2 separate regions of the Homo sapiens genome follow, and region 2 is linked to region 1. Evidence: chromatin loops called from intact Hi-C (ENCODE). Cell type or tissue: transverse colon. All regions are shown on one strand. Each heading gives the region's core, and the rest is flanking DNA. Links, peaks and the distances in the headings are about the cores only. Region 1 overlaps CACNA1C (calcium voltage-gated channel subunit alpha1 C). Region 2 overlaps CACNA1C (calcium voltage-gated channel subunit alpha1 C).

What was found. A loop is a pair of places that touch in the nucleus more often than their neighbours do. Peaks named below come from ENCODE experiments on the same cell type or tissue, not always from the same donor. Only the 100,000 strongest peaks of a DNase experiment are listed, where the experiment ranks them.
Region 2: a loop joins it to region 1, with 11 times the contacts of the local background. A loop is called at or near these places in 2 of 110 quality-filtered maps.

Annotation. Positions count from the first base shown.
Region 1 is chr12:2,489,319-2,492,232 of GRCh38, reverse strand. The region is part of intron 6 of CACNA1C (calcium voltage-gated channel subunit alpha1 C); the gene reads right to left. Among named protein-coding and RNA genes, the nearest start is that of CACNA1C-AS2, 180 kb to the left of the region's middle. In transverse colon, for the core only: no CTCF peak of the experiment used is centred there; no DNase peak of the experiment used is centred there.
Region 2 is chr12:2,430,679-2,433,592 of GRCh38, reverse strand. All of the region lies in intron 3 of CACNA1C (calcium voltage-gated channel subunit alpha1 C), which reads right to left. Among named protein-coding and RNA genes, the nearest start is that of CACNA1C-IT3, 160 kb to the right of the region's middle. In transverse colon, for the core only: no CTCF peak of the experiment used is centred there; a DNase peak (open chromatin) is centred at 1,632; H3K27ac peaks cover 2,500 bases.

The sequences.
Region 1 (2,914 bases), core at 199-2,698:
TGGAGATTGATGGTAAATTTAAACAAGACCTGACTGATCTAAGAATTTCCATTATGGGAAAACACTGAGAAAGTCTTGGCTCTGGCTATGGAAGGTAACGGTGTGGAATTCACAAAAGTTTGTGAAATCAAGGACATTGTCCTGTCCTTAGACAAAGTAATGACAATAACAGACAGAAGAGACCCCAGTTCCAACAAATAAATGATTGCCTATAACAATGAAAATACACTTCCAAAGAGAGAGAGAGAGAGAGAGAGAGAGAGAGAGAGAATTTGCTTATAGTTCTTCATTTAGAGACAACAGATAACCCAGGATTATTTTCTGGTTTCATATATATCAAAACAATCGTAAGTGTGATTACTTTGCCTACGTTAGGCTGTGCATTGAACAGGACTGGCCGGTGGGCTGATTCTCAGTCGGTGGCTTTAAATCTGAAACTGTTCACTCCCAAGAGGAAGACCAGAAGAGAAATATTAATCCTTAAGTAAGAGATAATTCTTAGGAGAATAGAGTCTACTTGAAAATATATGCCCGATTGTGTCTTCCCAGCAGCAGTGGCAGCTCCTCCTCCTCCTCCTCTTCCTCCTCCTCCTCCTCCTTCTTCTCCTCTCCTCTCTTTCTCTCCCACTGACCCCATCAGCTTTATTGACTTATAATTTACATGCCTCCTCCTCTTCATTGTCATCATCACCTTCGTGGTCATCTTTGTGGCCTCCTCCTCCTCCTTGTTCTCTGTCAATTTCATTTCCTCTTCCTCCTCTGTCATTTCCTCCTCCTCCTCCTTTTCCTCCTCCTCCTTCTTCTCCTCTCCTCTCTTTCTCTCCCACTGACCCCATCAGCTTTATTGACTTATAATTTACATGCCTCAGAATTTATCAATGTAAATGTACATCTTAATTATTTTTAGTAAGTTTATATAGTCATGCAGCCATAACCACAATCCATTTTAAAGCACGGCCATCACTCCCTGAAACCCCCCTCGCCTGCTTGCAGTCAATCCTTCCTCCCATCCCCAGTCCCTGGCAACCTGATCTGCTTTGTGTCTCCATTGCTTTGCCTCCTCTAGAAATTTCATATAAATGGAATCACACACTATGAGGCTTTTTATGTCCATCTTCTTTCACTTAGCATAATGTTTTGAGTTTCATCCGTGCTGCTGCATATATCAGTAGGCTCTGTTCCTCTTTATTGCTGAGCAGTGTATTTCATTGTATGTTTATCCATTCACCAGCTGATGGACGTCTGGATTATTTCCAGGTTTGGGCTATTATGAATAATGCTGCTTCCTGGCTTATTCTTGGGCCAGTGCTTAAAGTTGTGTGTGAGTCCTGTGTTCGTTGATCAAGGTGCAAAGGTCTGCACTGCTGGTCCCTGAACTGCTAGAGAGACAGTATCCACACCATTTCCTTATTTCAGGGTCCAGCTCCCAGGAGGGCTCCATTAACGCAGCTGAAACAAGCAGTCCTCTAACTACAACTTTTTATGACTTTTAAAAATGTGAAATCTTTAGAGATTTGGATGTGATGCTACAAAAAAGGGGGAGGCTAAAATGTAAATCCTAAGCCTAAATAATACATGAAAAAGTGGATAATAAGCACCGAAAAATTTGGGAGCTGAGAGACTGGAAAACCAAGAGCCAATTAGATCATTAATTATGTTGGGTTGTCACCCATTCTAGTCATAGCTTTCTAGGGAGATGTGTTCAGTCACTGTGATAAAAGTACTGGAATGACAGCAGAGACGGGACAAAGAGAAAGGGTGAAAAAGTGAAGGGGAAGCTTGCATCTTTTTCTTGCATCTTTTTCTCATGTTTTGCTTTTTCGCAGAATAAAGATGAAGTTAATCTTTACATTGGGACCACTCATCTGACAGCATTCCCTGCACTCTCAGTTCCTGAAACATCACAAACAGGGAAGAGGAGAAGGCTGCCAAAGGGAATTCTGAGTGTCCTCGAGAAAGGAAAACATCTCTGGGGATTTTACGAATATCTGCGAAAAAGAAAATGGCATCAAGGGGAAGTGATCTCACTAATAAGAGAGAAAGGGATGAGATTCAGAAACATTATCTAAAGGTTTAGTGCCACTCTGCTATTTAAAATCCGATTTGAACAATAATGAAAAAGATTTGAGAACAATTAAGAAGCAGTGATGATCTGGTAAAAATAGGTATCTATAAAAAGCGCTAAAGCGAACACTTGAAAAAATGTGAACACACACAAATCAGCAGGTCCTAGCAACACACACTCTAGGGTGAGGAGAAATTTGCTTAAATGTAAAAATGTGTTAGTTTTCTTTTGCAGAGTCATGAAGTCCTGGGGAGGAAAGTGGGAACATGAAGTGGGAGACAGAAACAAAGCAATGCAGGTTCTACATTTTAAGACAGAAATGAAGAGAGGTAGAGTCATTCTGGAAAGTCCAAATTAAGTTTTCGGTAAAATAATGGAGGTGACGATTAGGAGAGAGTTAGAAACGCAGTTAATACCAACACAAACATGCAATCCTGGGAGAGCTCCAGTTAGTGATTCCAAGGAGAAATCACTGAAGACAAAAATCAATTACTTTTTTAAAACTCAACTTTAAGGAGTAAATAGAATGAAGATGATTTCATTTCTAGGTTTTAGCCAACCAGCTCTGTGCCAGTCTCAGGGGTAATTACTGTGATTGGGAAGCTATTCAGAGTGACCTGGCTCAGTGCACCATCAAACAGATGGGACAACCGGAAACAAAAGGTATCGGCATATGGTGATGTGTCTGTTGAGGAGCTGAGAAGGCGCCTTGCAGATGCCTCCGGGATTAGGGAAACGCCGCCTCTTCTGAGACCGCCTTCACCGGGGCTGCTCCCTGGAAGGGCAGTCTAGAGGTAGAACATGGCTCACCTGGACAATTCCATAACTTTCTTTATGGATTTTATTGGA
Region 2 (2,914 bases), core at 219-2,718, 59 kb after region 1:
TTGATGCCATGAGGTATCCTCACATTCATGAGTGAGAAGAAAGCAAAGAAGTACATGGATAAATGGGTGGGTGAATGGATGAATGAATGAATGCGTGAGTGAATGGGTGGATGAATGGATGGGTGGATAGATGAATGGAGGCAGAGAAGGGCTATTTATCAAAGCAGGCATGGGTCCAGGGCACTGCAGGGCTTCTATTGTCTTAGCCAAACCTCCCTCCTCTCTCCTGCACCTGGGCTTACCCAGGCTAAGACTGCTCCAGGTCTGCGGCCCCACAAGAGGGACTGCCCCTGAGTAGGACCACCTGTGGCCCCAAGCACATCAGCTACACCAGGATGGATGCCTCCTTGGCCTCTGTATGCCTTTCATCTCTGCTGCTCAGCTCTGCTTCCTGTGCTGAGATGGGCACAGGGCAGCATCTATACAGCCTCCTTAAAACCAACAGGCAAGGAAATAAAATACCCACCAGCAGCAGCCTGGACACCCTTACCATATGGTGCAGAGTCATCAGCACACACGTCAAACGCGTGGAACAGGAACCTCATTCCAGCAGCGAGGCTCCTCTGGCATGGGTTGCTGTGGAAGGGGACTGTCGCTGCCTAAGTGGCACAGGGTTAGTCTCTAAAGGAAGACTTCCCCTCATCACAGCCTCAGTGTCTGCTTTGTTTGCCCTCTTCAGTCTCCAATTCCTTCCTGGTGGTTCACCTGGAAGGCAGCAGAAGACTAACAGGCTTTGTGGTGCACAGCAAGCATTCTAGCTGGAAGGGATATGGAAGTTCATCTGGTCCAGGGCTTTAGTTGTTCAGATGAAGACAGTATAGCACAAAGAGGGGGAAGGACCTGCTCAAGGCCACAGAACCAAATACTATCAGTAATGTGGTAATGATGCTTATTTACACACTCCATTTTTTAAAAAGAAGATTGCACTTATGCCTTTTCTGATCCATCATCCAGAACAGATGATTGCACCATTATCTGGACTTGCACCTGTGTCTCCCAGGCCTGGCCTTGCTCCAACTCCCTTAGCCCCGGCCACTAATCCCCAAGGTAGCAAGAGAGTGGGGCAGGTGGGAGGAGAGGGTCAGACTCCCAGAGAAAAAGAAGCTGAACCCCAGAAAATCAAGTCCCTTTCCCCAGGTCAGTCAGAGGTAGGTCTTTGAGGCTGATGATCAGGATGGTCATCTCCCCTCTCCAGGCATTGAAAGCCCACCTGGCATCATGGTGAGCACCAGGGCACCAGCAATGCGAAGAACGTCACCCTCCATCCACTTCCTTTCTTGTAAGTAAGTGACTTTCATTCCCAATAACTGCTCCTGGCCTCTTTGCCGACCACATGCCCCCTAAAAGGGCTAACTCGCCTCTCCTCCAAATCAGGCTCTGCTCTGAAACTGTCTGACACCCATACTGAAGGCAGATCTAATTTAAAAAGTGTTTGCTGCAAGCTTTAAACTGTCATAATTTTGGCTTTTTTTTGTGGGTGTCTCCTTTCCCTTGTAAAAATGGGTCTGTTCTCCTTGCTGATCAGCACAATTATAATGATATAAAACAGAGTACAATAAAAGCTGGGGACCTGCCCTTAAAAGGGAAGTTGTGGGAAAAGTGATTCACGGCCTTATCCTCTGGTGACCTTGGCAGGGTTGGGCTGAGCCTTGAGTTGGTTCTCCCAGATGAATATGAATTTTGTGGTAGGTGAGGGAATGGGAATCTTGGGGTTTGGAACACCAGGGCTCACAGTGCCCAGGAGGTCCCTACATTGAAGACTCTTTACTGCAGAGCAATGCAATGGCAGCTGTACCTCCACCTGCTTGGGGGACTCCTCCATTGCCATAACATCAGGGGAATGAAGTAACTGGGCCTGAATCCCTCTCATACAGGCCAAACCCTTGACCCCTAGTTCTTGCTGCATGCCAGGTCCTGTGTTTAATGTTTTATGTAGATGATCTCACAACAACCCTGGGAGGTGGGTATCATCATTATTCTCATTTTACAGGGTTGGAACCAAGGTCTGCCTGGTACCAGGCTGGCGTCTTAACTATCATGTTCTACCGACCTCTCAGCACAGAGCACATTTGGATTACTGGATTCCATATTGCCTCTTATGTTTTTTCTCCCTCTGGAAACATAGCAAGGGCAAGGAGCAAGCTGTGGCAGTAAGAGCATCATCTTGGAAGCCAGGAATCTTGGGTTCTAATTTTAGTTTCATCATTATCAAGCTGGGTGACCTTGGGTAGGTGACACAGCCTCTGTGAGTCTGATTTTTCTCATCCACATAATGAAGACGTTGGAGTATATGAGTGGATCCCAAACTTCGGTTCTCCTACAACTACCTACAGATATTTTGGGGTACTGGTTAAAAATGCAGCCTCCTGGCCCCCACTCCAGACCTGCTAGGTCAGAAGATCCTGGGGAGGACCTGGGGATCTTGACTTCTAACAAGGTCCCCACTTCTGAAAAGCACCAGGGCCTGGGAACTACTGACCTAAGTGGCCCCATGGTTCCTTTCAGCTACAGGATTCACTGCTTCTCAAACATATCACCCTGCCCATGGCCACCCGTCAATGAAGGGAGCTCCCTCTGCCTGCAGGGCAGGAAGTGCAGAGCGGGTGAGGAGAGACAGAAGCTTTGCCTGAAGCCGCCCACAGAGAAGCCATGTGTGGCTGGGGTACTGGGACATGGAGTCAGCAGTGGGTGTGTTTCCTGGGTGGGAGGCTCAGGAACAGAGGAGAAACAGAGTGAGGCCAGGGTGCTCAATGCCATCAGCCTGTGGGGATTGGGCTCCATGGGCCCAGCTTCATGTTGAGGACTGCAGGGAACACAAAGGAAGGGCCTCCTATACACCTGGGGGAAGGAGACCTCCACATCCAGATCCTACAATGCCAGGAAGGAGTATACCAGTAAGCGGCATCTGAAGAAC